Linked DNA regions of Homo sapiens: region 2 is linked to region 1. A link is a contact called in ENCODE POLR2A ChIA-PET data. All regions are on one chromosome and are shown on one strand. The core of a region is the stretch at or near the end of the contact, and the rest is flanking DNA. Distances in the headings are between cores, read along the strand shown.

Region 1 (7,162 bases), core at 1,147-3,646:
GAAGTGCAGTGGTGCAATCTGGGCTCGCTGCAGCCTTGCAGCCTCTGTCTCCTGGGTTCAAGCGGTTCTCCTGCCTCAGCCTCTAGAGTAGTTGGGATTACAGGTGTGCACCACCATGCCCAGCTAATTTTTGTATTTTTAGTAGAGACGGGCTTTCACCATGTTGATCAGGCCAGTCCCAAACTCCTAACCTCAGGTATACGCCTGCCTCGGCCTCCCAAAGTGCTGAGATTACAGGCATGAGTCATCGCAACCGGCCCAAGAATAATATAATCTACTGCACACCCTAAATATCTGCTAAAGTACTCTGTACTTTGAGATTTAAATCAAATCTGCTCAGGCCAGGTGTGGTGGCTCATGCCTGTAATCACACCTCAAATAAATAAATAAATAAATAAATAAAACCTGCTCAGAGCCCACCTGGTTGGTAGTATCATCCAGTCTACACAGGGAACCTCTAGTCCAGAGCTCCTCTACTCATTGAATTAATTCAGTTTCTGGATAATGTGACTGTCTCGTGTGTTGTTCCTATTTCACACTCATGTCTCTTTACTTACTCCCCCCAAAATAATTTACACAGATGTGTGTAGAAGATTTTGCTGAACATCTGGACCAGCAAAGAAGTTTTACATCTTTATGTTCGTATCTCTAGATTGGCCAGCCCCCTCTCCATAAATTCTCTTTGCGTCTCGCCCACACACAGCCTCTCAAGTTAAAGCTTGCTGAAGAATTCACTCTTGTCTCCAAAATTCTGAAAGTCTTATCTTGGCTGGGCCACACCTTTGCGCAACTTAGCTCAGCTTTTTAAATTCATTCAATGTAGGTGTATTGAGCATTTGTGCCCTCTGTCTGAGGAATTTATAATCTAGTAGGGGAAATTAATAATGTATGTTACTATTTGGGGCCAGAAAATTCTTTGCTGTAGGGTGCCATCCGGTGCACTGTGGGATGTTTACCAGCATCCCTGGCCTCTACCCACTATGTGCCAGTAACACCAGTCCCACCCCCTTGAGCTTTGGACAACCAAAATATCTCTAGACATTGCTGAATATCCCCTGAGGGACAAGATCACCTCAGTTGAGAGCCACTGCTCTAATATATGGTAGACTTGATAAGACTTCTGATAAAACAAAATAATGTGCTAAGAAATGTTCAGAGGGAAGCGATGTTATTTCCTGGCAGTGAAATCTGTGAACACCTCATGACAGGTGGCATCTGAGCTGAGACTTCAAGAATGGTTGGGAGTTTGAGTTGAGTTTCCTAGAGGAGGAAAAGACATGGGGTACATGTGGGCAAATAAGAGTGGCTCTATTTGACTAATGCATGAAGTGAAATAGGCATGTTGTTAGAGTGGAGCTGATAGGTACTGGGAGGCTAGATACCATGGGGACTTATAAGCTGTAGGACTTCTACTTTTACCCTGAGTGAAATGACAAATATTTCAGAGCTGTGTTCATTTGGAGGAGGTTAATTTGGATATAGGGCTTGCCTTCATAACCCAAAGTAATTGCTGCAAAGATTATCCCTCCAGAGGTCACTTTTCTGACACCCAGGAAGGAAACAGAAAGGCCATCTGAGGGGCACAGTATGTCGCTAAATAAATTCATGCCTGGATCTTGGTGTTCCTTACCTTTCAGAAAACCCCACTCTGAACTCCTTATTTTAGGTCTAAGTCTAATGGCCAGTTCCCGAGAGCAGATTAAAAGATGGAAAAAGAGGGCCAGGCACGGTGGCTCACGCCTGTAGTCTCAGCACTTTGGGAGCCTGAGGCAGGAGGATTGCTTAAGCCCAGGAGTTCAAGACCCACGCAGGCAACATAGTAAGACCTCACCTCTACAAAAAAAAATTAAAAATTAGCTGGGCATGGTGGTGTGTGCCTTTAGTCCCAGCTCCTTGGGAAGCTGAGGTGGGAGGATTGCTTGAGCCCAAGAGGTAGAGGCTGCAGTGAGCTATGATCGTACCACTACACTCCAGCCTGGGTGACAGAGTGAGACTCTATCTCAAAAAAAAAAAAAAAAAAAAAAAAAAAAAAAAAAAAGATGGAAAAGGAGGAAGGCAAGGGAGGGGACTTATATAGGCAGACACAGACTCAGCAGCAAAGCTTCCAGCACAACAGAGGGGAAAGAGACCAAAAGAAAAAATGAATGAATGAGTGATTGAATGAATGAACCAATGAATAAATTCAGATCAAATAATTCAAGAGGCACAGCAATCTAGAGTTTTAGCAAGAGAACATTTATCCCTTCATTCTTCCTGAAGACATTGCTGCATATCAGTGCCATCCTACTCTGCCAATATATGTAATGTTTAACAAGGTGGGGGATGTGGAGAACACTTTAGATCCCATGTGGTAAGAGTTGCTCAATGGTTAGGAACAGGGTCTAGAGTCAGAGCACCTGGCTTGAATCCTTGCTTCAAGGCTCTGTGGCACTAAAGCCTGCTTTACTAGGTTACTTCACCTTGCCAAGCCCTACTGATCTCATCGGTAAAATGGGGATTCCCTACTCACAGGGTCATTGGGAAGTTTGGATAAAATAATCCACATGAATTCTTAGCTCAGTTCCTGGCACAGAATAAGTGCTCAGTAAATACTGGTGGTAATTATTATCATTTCACTGAAAGAATATGGCTGTTGAGACTTTCCCCAAATCATAGCTGCAGCTGCTATTCTGGAATATTTCCAGAGTCTCCTGGCAGTGCTGAAATTTCCCTTTTATAAAATACATAGGATGGCTGTGAAAATTGAGGAAAGTTCCAAAAGGCAGGGGCAGTTGCATCTGTCTTCTTCATTTCCCTTCTTTTTGGCAGTAGAATCCAGACCACAGAGGGAGAGGACACCAGGCTCCCAAGGGTACTGGCCACCAGCTATTTCTTGGCAACATACTTCCTTTGAGCAAGAATGGCCCTTTACTTTTTGACCAACCTGAGAGAGCACTTACTCTGAGCCGGTCAGGAGAATATGAAGCTATTTTCCTTCTGATGTTATGTCCTATGCTATGTAAATATAATCTCCCTCCAAATAAGAAAGGTGCACATGCATGGTGTTGGCAGGGAAACATCGAAACATATTGCATAGTGGTGGCTGTGAACCAGTGGAGGCAGTGCTGTGTTGATTTCCCTTGACCAATGTCTGCCCAGTGGCAGAGCTGGAAACACAAGATGCTGTGTAATGTAAAACCTTGGCCTGGCTCCTCAGCGTAATGTAAAACAAAGGCTGCCAGGAAGGTACAAATCGCCCAACAGGAAGGAGCTGCTCTCTTGCCCGTGGATGGCAGGACAATAAAGTAACTTGTCCTTTGTTTGTGTGTTTTCCAGGCTGGAGCAAGAAATACAAACGCTAGAAAGTGAAGAGTCCCAGATATCTGCCAAAGAGCAAATCATCCTAGAGAAACTGAAGGAAACAGAAAAATCCTTCAAGGACTTTCAGAAGGTGAAGAAAACCAAAACGATTTCTCAAAGTTATTTCCATGGGGAAGTAGGGCCTAGCAAAATGGTGCTAACTGGGAAACAGGCCAGTGGGCATTGATGAGAAATCTGAGCCACGAACTCTATGAAATGAGGGGCAGATGTGTGAGGACCAGGGGCCATCCTGAAGCTAAGCATGACATATCTTTGGGTGTGGGACCATCTGGCCTGCTGCAAGGCATAGGGAAGAGTCATTAGATTACCCCATCTGCCTGCTCTCCGGATCCCTGATATGCCTTGTGCCTGAAAAGCCTTCTCTTATTGGACTCTAGAATTCTAAAACCAATTCTGATGAAGCAGAATAAACATGCTCTTTGTGGCTTTAATTATAGTTTGCTTTTTGAGTCTTTCATTATAAAAAGGCCAGAAGCAACACCTTATGAAGTGGACAAGAATTCCAAATACAAAGAGTGTAAATACATGACATTTTACTGTATATAGAAACAGATGGTGCCTGTAATCCCAGCACTTTGGGAGGCCGGGGCGGGTGGATCACGAGGTCAGGAGATCGAGACCATCCTGGCTAACGTGGTGAAACCCTGTCTGTACTAAAAAATACAAAAAAATTAGCCAGGTGCGGTGGCAGGCGCCTGTAATCCCAGCTACTGAGGAGGCTGAGGCAGAAGAATGGCATAAACCTGGGAGGCGGAGCTTGCAGTGAGCTGAGATTACGCCACTGCACTCCAGCCTGGGCGACACAGCAAGACTGCGTCTCAAAAAAACAAAAACAAAAAACAAAGACAAACAAACAAAAAAACAGGTGGTGCCGTGTATCAAAGAGTAGAGTCCGTAAAACCAGTAGGCTCTGAACAAACATCTCAGGACCTCCCTCCATTTTATAACTGTTTCTGCTGTACCTATGAGTGACAGAAAAGCAATCTAATGAAATCAATTTAGGATGGGATTTTCTGATATCATTCTCCAGCATGACCAAGGATATTTGCTAGATCATTGAAATAAATCTCTATTGGGAGAAATTTAGTATAAATTGGGAATTATAATTTTGGAATTCTAAATAAATTGTCCAGAAGAAAAGAGATCGTTGCGTTTCCCCAGCACAGTCAAATTCTGGGCTGGGGCATGGGAGAAAGATGGGTTAAGTCTTTAAAGATGGGAAAAGATGGGATTGTACCCCCACATGTAGAGTAACGCTCTGCCTTGTTTTTGTTCCTACAGGGTTTCTCCAGTACGGATGGAGGTAAGTGCTCTCTGCCCCGACTGTAGATGAATGTTTTAATCCTGGTCAGCTTAGGGGGTTTCATTAACAGGGGCTTAAGGAAGAGGTACTGTGTTGATTTGTAAAGGCATCAGAAGAAGTAGCAGCGCTGGTTGCAGGCCACTGAGGAGGTCCACATTCCAAGCCTTCCCTGCCTCTCTTCTTCAGGAACTATCTCTTGGCTCACTGTTTCTCCTCTTACAAAATTGGCCTGGCTCTTCTCCTTCCCATTAGTCCCAACACTCACTGCTTGGGCCTCTCTTGAAAGGTACCCAGCAAAGAAGAGTACTAACATCAGGACCTGGTCCCTTGTAGGGATGAGCCCATTTGTCTTGGTGGTTAGGTCCTCAGGTTGAAACATACGTGAGAAGTTTAAGAAATTTGGGGAAAATATTTGGTGTTTGGGAAACCTTTCTACAGCCTCTGGATTTTCTTTGCTTTCTCTCTCTCTCTCTCTGATCAGACAACTGTCGTTTCTTTCATAGAAACAGGGCTGGGCAAAAACTTCCCTCCCTGTGTGGGATAGTTGGTTCAGAGCATAGGAAGGTAGGAGTGGGGTCCTGGCTTCCTGGTGGCAAGAGCAGGTCTTTCACCTTCTCTACCTTCCCTACCTTTCCTCTGTCCTCTCCTCTCCTTACCTGGACTGTGGGGATGAACTTGAGATTGTGTACTTCTCACCCTTCACCTTGCTCCCTATCCTCAGCTGCAAACCCATGATTCCTACTTTCATTTGGCCCTCAGCTAGACCTGCTTTACAATGCAGGGACTTGTTGGAAAGACCAGATATTGTCTGCTCCCCTGGCTCTTAGAAAGTCACATTCTAGGGCTGGGTGTGGTGGCTCAGGTCTGTACTGCCAGCACTTTGGAAGACTGATGTGGGAGGATCCCTTGAGCCCAGAAGTTCAAGGCTGCAGTGAGCTATGGTCACACCAGTGCACTCCAGTCTGGGTGATAGCAAGGTCTTGTATTAAAAACAAACAAAAAAGGTCAACCTCTAGACTAGGAAGATGATCAGGAGCCAGGATAAGAATTGGCATCAGTGTTTTCCCAGCGTCATTTGGAAATATACGGGGAAAGGTTTAAAAATGTGTTTCTCTGGATTAGTCAAAGGTATTTGCATGAAGGATAGTTCTGACTTTGGCAAAACAAACAAACAAACAAACAAACCTGTGATTTTTAATTTTTTTTTCCCCTAGCAAGAGACCTGGATTTTGTCTCCCCAGGTGATCTTTAGGAAGGTACTAAATTAAACTTCATGCTCTGAGTACATGTAGGCAGGGCCAAGTCATGTCCAAGCTAGCAAGGACTCTAGGAAAAGCGGACCTACAATACTTCTAGGAAGTCTCTATGGTGTGACCAAGTCAGGGCACTTGTTCTGTGCTTTGGGGGTGGGGCACGGATTGAGGAAGTGGCCTTGGGGAATTGTGGGTACAGCATGGGGAGGATGGCAGGCTTCCCTGAGTCTGGGAAGACCTGAGGCATGCCACACAATTAGCAATAATACAGTGCATGTCAGGCTGGGATGAAGTGTGGGACACTGACCCATGAACACCTACCCAAAGAGTGCATGTCGGCCTTTTATGCTTTCACTTTTTTTTTCCCTTCCCTTCTCAAATCAGGAATTTCCCTAGACATCTCTCTGATACTTAGGGAAGGGAAAGACCCTGTATGTCATGTTCCTGAGGAGTCTGTGTGGGGCATGGAGACCTGTCATACTCTGTGACTTGTTAACAAGCAAAAATGCAGCCGCATCATAAACTCTCACCACCTCTTTCATTTTTACCTCAAACTTCTTTCATTTTCTTCTGCATTGCTTCCCATTGTTTTCACTTATCCACCTAAGCCATTTGTAGAGGTGGTAAGAAGCCTAGTCATAACTGAAAAGAGCCTGCAGGGAAAGTTGCCCACAGACTCCATCCTCCAGGATGGGGGAGCTCAGGCTTAAGAGGATGCAAAAGTCTTAGGGATCTCATTTCTTGGGAAGTGGCCCAGGGAAGAGTTTCCGTGGTCTTACCTGTCACCCTGCATTATAATTCCTGCCATCTGTGGTTATCACCAAGCCTGGGTGACCTCTTTATCTGTCATACCACATCTATTAGCAAAGAAAGAAGTTTGAAGGCGGGAACACATACATCCCAGAATGTGATTGATGTATATAGAGTCACAATGTGGTGAAGCACATCCCAGTTGAGGGACTTTGGGATGTCTCTTTATCTTCTCATTCTTCAATTTCAAAGGCCCCGAGTTGCCAAGACCCTCTTAGAATCATCCAACTTGCTACAAAAAACTAACCAGATATTATTATAGAACAATGGTGACTTAAGAAACACAGTTAATTTCTGATGCGTGCAGATTACAGAATCCAGGTCCAGTTAGGATTATGTAACTATACAGACACTGCAGATAAGCAGCAAAAGCATCCCAACTCGTGAGGTGCTATGAGATAGCTGCTGGTGTCTGTGTGTGTAATGACCCCATCTC
Region 2 (6,418 bases), core at 1,375-3,874, 270 kb after region 1:
ATATAAGAGTGGCACCCAAAGGAGGAGAGACATGAAGATTCCCACAAGTTCTGTACTCAGCCTCACAGAGAAGCCTCTATCCATTGAGCACATTTGTGCCTCAGTTTATAATCAGTGTGGTCCTAAGGCAGTGGGTCTCAATGCTGAATCTTAGAATTCTAGAATCACCAGAGGGAGCTTTCAAAAAATACCCATGCTTGAAACCAGCTCACCCAGACAGGCATCTGTAAAAAAAGAGGGGTGGGGAGGTTTAAAGAGAAATGGAAGCAAATGTCCACGAAAGGATGTGTAAAATGAACAATGCTTACTGTATGCATATAGCAAAAAAGTAGAAACAGGAGAATGGAAAAATAAATTGTAGTTAATTATTGGGAAGAGACTGAAGGCGACTTTCTAGAATGCTCAAAATGTATATCTTGATCTGTGTGTGTATGTATCTGTATCTGTGAAAATAAGCAGATATAGATGTAGATATAGATACAGATATGGTTTGACTGTGTCCTCACCCAAATGTCAACTTTTTTTTTTTTTTTAGATGGAGTCTTACTGTATCACTCTGTTGCCCAGGCTGGAGTGCAGTGGCGTGATCTCGGTTCACTGCAACCTCCGCCTCCTGGGTTCAAGCGATTATCCTGCCTCAGCCTCCCGAGTAGCTAGGACTACAGGTACAGGCCACCACGCCTGGCTAATTTTTGTATTTTTAGTAGAGAGAGGGTTTCACCATGTTGGCCAGGCTGGTCTTGAACTCCTGACCTCAAGTGATCTGCCTGCCTTGGCCTCCCAAAGTGCTGGGATTACACCTGTGAGCCACCATGCCCAGCCCCAAATCTCATCTTGAATTGTAGCTCCCATAATCCCCACGTGTCATGGAAGTGAGCCAGTGGGAGGTAATTGAATCATGGGGGTGGGTTTTTCTTGTGCTGTTCTCATGATAGTGAGTAAGTCTCACGACATCTGATGGTTTTATAAAGGGCAGTTCCCCTCCACTTGCTGTCTTGCCTGCTGCCATGTAAGACGTGCCTTTGTTCTTCCTTTACCTTCTGCCATGATTGTGAGACTTTCCCAGCCATATGGTACTATAAGTCTATTAAACCTCTTTCTCTTTATAAATTACCCACTCTTGGGTATTTCTTCATAGCAGTATGAAAATGGACTAATACATATATAATACATAATAATTAACACATAAGCTATACTCAAGATTAACACACTTCCCACACTTTACATGGTTTATGCCTTGATCAACAGAAACAATGCCAGTGCTCAAGCCCTACTTCAGAGATTGTCATTTAATTGAATATTTTCCAAGCTTCCTGATGATTCTCTTATGCAATCAATGTTGAGAAACACCGTCTCAGAAGATAGGGCCACCTTGGTCTGGGCCTGAGGCTAGAGAAACAAAAAGAGGCCTTGTAGGCCATCTAAGACTGGCTGGACTCATCAGGGTTTTGCCATAGTACACACTTGTTTGGAATTTCCTCTGCACACGCACCCTTTGGGGACTGGTAGTGGTACCTGACTGGTCAGGGGTCTTCTCATTGATCTTGTTAATTTGTGGCAATGCTCAGCAGAGAGGATACTGGGATTTGTGGGGGGCATCCCCACAGCCCTCAGGTTGTGAATGCAGCCACTGGTATCATGAACAGTGCTTTAAAAGGAGAGCAAGGCTCCAGTCTTGGGGGAGAATCCAGCAAGTGCAATCTGAAGCTGGCAGAGAAAGGGACCCATGGCAAGAGAGAGACAGGTCTCGCTCTTAGAACCCTCCCACCACGAGAGCACCTGCATTTCCCTTTTTTTTTTTTTTTTTTTTGGTGGTGGAGTCCTGCTCTGTTGCCCAGACTGGAGTGCAGTGGCAAGATCTTGGCCCACTGCAACCTCCACCTCTCAGGTTCAAGCTATTTTCTTGCCTTAGCCTCCTGAGTAGCTGGGATTACAGGCACACACCACCATACCCGGCTAATTTCATATTTTTAGTAGAGACGGGGTTTCACCATGTTTGCTAGGCTGCTCTTGAACTCCTGACTTCAGGTGATCCACCCGCCTCTGCCTCCCAAAGTGCTGGGATTACAGGTGTGAGCCACCATGCCCATCACACCTGCACTTCTTGTAAAGAGAAGCAGTTCCTGCATTGGGAGAAAATGTGCTAATCTGGATCTGGGGCTGATACTGATTTTGAGAGCCAGCTCGCCCCCCCTTAAAAACATTTGGGGTTTGGGTTGGCAGAAGACAGCATTTGCTATGACCAGCTTTTTCCTCCTTCTCCTATTTCTCAGCCAGGGCTCGGGGGCTTGTGTGCTTCCAAGTCTTAATTATGATCCTGGATTTGAGGAATTCAGGGGGTGGATTCACACAGGATGGGGGAGTTATCAGTGAGCAGACAGAGGAGAAATACAAGGATTAATAACACGGAATAAATCATGGTTAATTACTGGGAAGAGACTGAAGGCAACTTCAGCGGGTGTATCATCTTATTGGATGGAATTGGAGGGGGAAATTTAATGTAATTGTCACAAACACAAGGCCAAGAAAAAATATTACAAGTTCAGTTCCTTGAACTTTCTGTTTCTAGGAAGTGTGTTGTTCATTAGCTGTGGGAGAAACACAGTCACAGCTGGCGAAAGCTTTCAGAATTTATGTGCAGACAGAAAATGCTGGAAGTCATGACTGAGTCTTTCTCAATAAGGAAGTGGTCTGAAGTTTGTGAAGAATGTGGAGGGTCAACCAGTGCCTGAGAGGCTGGGGAAAGGTGAGGTTTTATGAAGAATTTAGGAAAAGTCTTAGGATTCTCTCTGGCCTCCAGTTAGAAGCAGCAATTTCACCATTGGCAGTTTCAGTTGAAAAATATTTGGAGGGTGGATTTCCCAGCTATGATGTTATAAAAATAAGTGAAGGGAGGGAGTCAGGAGGAGACAGTTTAACGTTGTTAAGAGTTTAGACTCAAAAAAAAAAAAAAAAAAAAAAAAAAAGGCCAGGTGCAGTGGTTCACACCTATAATCCCAGCACTTTGGGAAGCTGAGGCGGACAGATCACCTGAGGTCAGGAGTTTGAGACCAGCTGGCCAATATGGTGAAACCCCATCTCTACTAAAAATACAAAAATTAGCCGGGCGTGGTAGTTCGTGCCTGTAATCTCAGCTACTCAGGAGGCTGAGGCAGGAGAATTGCTTGAACCTGGGAGGCGGAAGTTGTAGTGAGCCAAGATCTCGCCACTGCACTCCAGCCTGGACCACAGACCACAGCAAGACTCCGTTTCAATAATAATAATAGTAATAAAAAAGAGTTCAGACTCTGGTATATGGCTTGTGGCTGTCTGAGTTTGCTGTTCCCTTGTGCAATTTGCTAGCTGTGCCACCTTAAGCAAGTGATATCACCTTGTTAGACTTTTTACCTTCAATATGGGGCACCCTACTCACAAGCTGGGGCGCAGGGATTTTTAAACAAATAAGATGAACAGAAGAAGCATCCTCTCAGGAAGAACCTGAGGCTGGAGGTGCCACTGGAGAAGATTTATAGTTTTTCCAGACTAAAAGAATTGTTCAAGTTATTTGTTGTTTGTTTGCTTGTTTTTGTTTCTGCAGCCTAAAATAAAACTTTCAAATACAATAAAAAAAAAAAAAAAAAGAATTGCAGATGCTTCTCTCAAAACCCAAGAAAGCCAAGTAAAAATTAATGTTTTTCAAATATGAAAGATCAAAACAGGGACCAGACATCAAGTATTGCTCTGAGACGGGCCTGAATCAATTTATGAGTTAATTTTTCCAAGGTTAAGGATATGCCCAGAAGGAAAAATACGGAATCACAGACACAGTCCGTGTGGTCTGTGCCTTTCTCCAAAGATGACTTCCAGGACTTCACTATTTAAAGGGGAAAAGCTGCTGGAGGGGAAAAAGGGAGGGTCTGGAAATCCACAAGTTGCAAGGGAAAAGGAGAAGGTAGGGGAATAGTCAATTATGGATTTGTTTTGCAATCAGTAACTCAGTGTTTACATAAGATAAGGCGAAAGTGGAGTAGCTGCCTGTGGAGATATTTAACCTTTTATCTGTGCTATCTGTTTAGGAACAAAAGGAAAGGCAGTTTCATTGTATGACTCAGCTTTTAGCCGTTTTTTTGTTTGTTTGTTTTTTTTTTTTTTTTGAGAAGAGTCTGGCTCTGTCGCCCAGGCTGGAGTGCAGTGGCGCAATCTCAGCTCACTGCAGGCCATTCTCCTGCCTCAGCCTCCCTAGTAGCTGGGACTACAGGCGCCCGCCACCACGCCCGGCTAATTTTTTGTATTTTTATTAGAGACGGGGTTTCACCGTGTTAGCCAGGATGGTCTCGATCTCCTTACCTCGTGATCCGCCCATCTCGGCCTCCCAAAGTGCTGGGATTACAGGTGTGAGCCACGGCGCCCGGCCGAGGTCCTGAGTTTTCATTTCCTTTCACAGCATTAAGTAGTGGCCATGACCCAACCCCTCTCTGAGGCAGTTTCTCCCACCACCATGGGGACATGTCCTGGATGGGTGTGACACTCCGAGGGAATTTGACTCTAGCTCCCCAAAGAGGTAAGGAGCTGGACTTCTTAGTTCCCTTCTCTCTACTCATCCCCTCCAACCTCCCCCTTGGCCGCTGTGGTTAATCTCCCTCCACACACACATGCACACACAGGTACTAATGAAGTCCTAGTTTGTGAGTGAGCAGGGACCTTGGAATAAGTCCTTTCCTAAGGTAGGGTCTTAAGTTGCTATCCCCCTAGGAGCCTGAGTGCCTAGAGGGAGGGCGAGGAGACAGCCACAGGCAAGTTGCAATATTTTCTCTACATATTCTGCCTGGAATCAAGATGCTCAGGAAACGGCCGGGCGCGGTGGCTCACGCCTGTAATCCTGGCACTTTGGGAGGCCAAGGTGGGCGGATCAGGAGGCCAGGAATTCAAGACCAGCCTGGCCAACATGGTGAAACCCCATCTCTACTAATAACACAAAAATTAGCCAGGCGTGGTGGCACATGCATATAGTCCCAGCTACTCAGGAGGCTGAGGCAGGAGAATTGCTTAAACCAGGGAGGTGGAGGTTGCAGTGGGCCAGGATGGCGCCACTGAGGGAAAAAAAAAAAGACTCAGGAAAGAAGTTCTGGACTTAGAAAGTGGCTGGAGTTTTGTCTTGTATTTTTTTGTATTTTTAGTTGGGATGGAGTTATAACCATGTTGGCCAGGCTGCTCAAACTCCTGACCTCAGGTGATCCACCCAGCTCGGCCTCCCAGAGTGCTGGGATTACAGGCGTGAGCCACCGCACCAGGCCAGGATTCTGGTTTCTATGACCCACCTTAGAAAAGAGGCATTCTAGTTTCTATGGCTAGCCCTGGGGGAGAATGGCACTGAGAGACAGGAGGGCAGGAGAAGGTCAGAGAAAAGTTTTTGCTTCTGAGGCCTTCTCTTGGGGGCACTGTTTTCTGAGCCACAATAGGGACATTCAGTGTTTGTATGGAGCTCATTCCCTCTTCTCCTCTCCATGGAATTAAACACCTGACTAAGGCCGGATGCTATGGCTCTCGTCTGTAATCCCAGCTCTTTAAGAGGCTGAGACAGGTGGATCACTTGAGCTAAGGAATTCGAGACCAGCCTGGGCAACATATTAAGACCCTGTCTCTACAAAAAATACAAACGTGGCTGGGCGCGGTGGCTCACGCCTGTAATCTCAACACTTTGGGAGGCCGAGGCGAGCAGATCACGAGGTCAGGAGATCAACACCATCCTGGCTAACATGATGAAACCTCGTATTTACTAAAAATACAAAAAATTAGCCGGGCGTGGTGGTGGGCGCCTGTAGTCCCAGCAACTTCAGAGGCTGAGGCAGGAGAATGGCATGAACCTGGGAGGTGGAGCTTGCAGTGAGCCGAGATTGCGCCACTGAACTCCAGCCTGGGCAACAGAACGAGACTCTGTCTCAAAAAAAAAAAAAAATACAAACATTAGCTGGCTGTGGTGGTATGCATGGATAGTTCCAGCTACTCAGGAGGCTGAGGTGGGAGGATCGCTTGAGCCTGGGAGGTTGAGGCTGCAGTGAGTTGTGATCGCACCACTGCACTCCAGCCTGGGTAACAGAATGAAACCCTGTCTCAAAAAAAAAAAAAAAAAAAAAAGAAAAAGAAAAAGAAAAGAAAGAAAACACCACATACACACATGCCCTACTTGACTAGTTCTTCTCAAAGCCAAAGGGGAAAGAGGGAGGGCAAAGAACCTTTCTTCTTTTTTTTTTTTTTTTTTGAGACAGAGTCTTGCTCTGTCGCCCAGGCTGGAGTGCAGTGGCAGGATCTTGACTCACCACAACCTCCGCCTCCCGGGTTCAACTGATTCTCCTCGACTCAGCCTCCTAAGTAGCTGGGATTACAGGCGTGAGCCACCAAGCCCGGCTAATTTTTGTATTTTCGGTAGGGATGGGGTTTC

Evidence for each region. ChIA-PET counts read pairs that join two places held with the same protein, here RNA polymerase II (POLR2A).
Region 2: POLR2A ChIA-PET joins it to region 1 with 29 read pairs in activated CD4-positive, alpha-beta T cell. The contact joins two enhancer-like sites. POLR2A ChIA-PET finds 5 or more read pairs at or near these places in 2 of 52 experiments (GM12878 and activated CD4-positive, alpha-beta T cell).

The regions. Positions count from the first base shown.
Region 1 is chr9:109,920,420-109,927,581 of GRCh38, forward strand. PALM2AKAP2 (PALM2 and AKAP2 fusion) reads left to right here. Exons shown (of 11, transcript NM_007203.5): 4 at 3,316-3,430; 5 at 4,642-4,663. Among named protein-coding and RNA genes, the nearest start is that of PALM2AKAP2, 140 kb to the left of the region's middle. RefSeq lists enhancers at 5,976-6,025, 6,216-6,435. Within about 2 kb of position 2,397, at least 3 of the 41 ENCODE cell types and tissues checked have a DNase peak (open chromatin) inside an H3K27ac peak, as active enhancers do.
Region 2 is chr9:110,190,452-110,196,869 of GRCh38, forward strand. No RefSeq gene overlaps it. Among named protein-coding and RNA genes, the nearest start is that of C9orf152, 14 kb to the right of the region's middle. Within about 2 kb of position 2,625, at least 15 of the 41 ENCODE cell types and tissues checked have a DNase peak (open chromatin) inside an H3K27ac peak, as active enhancers do.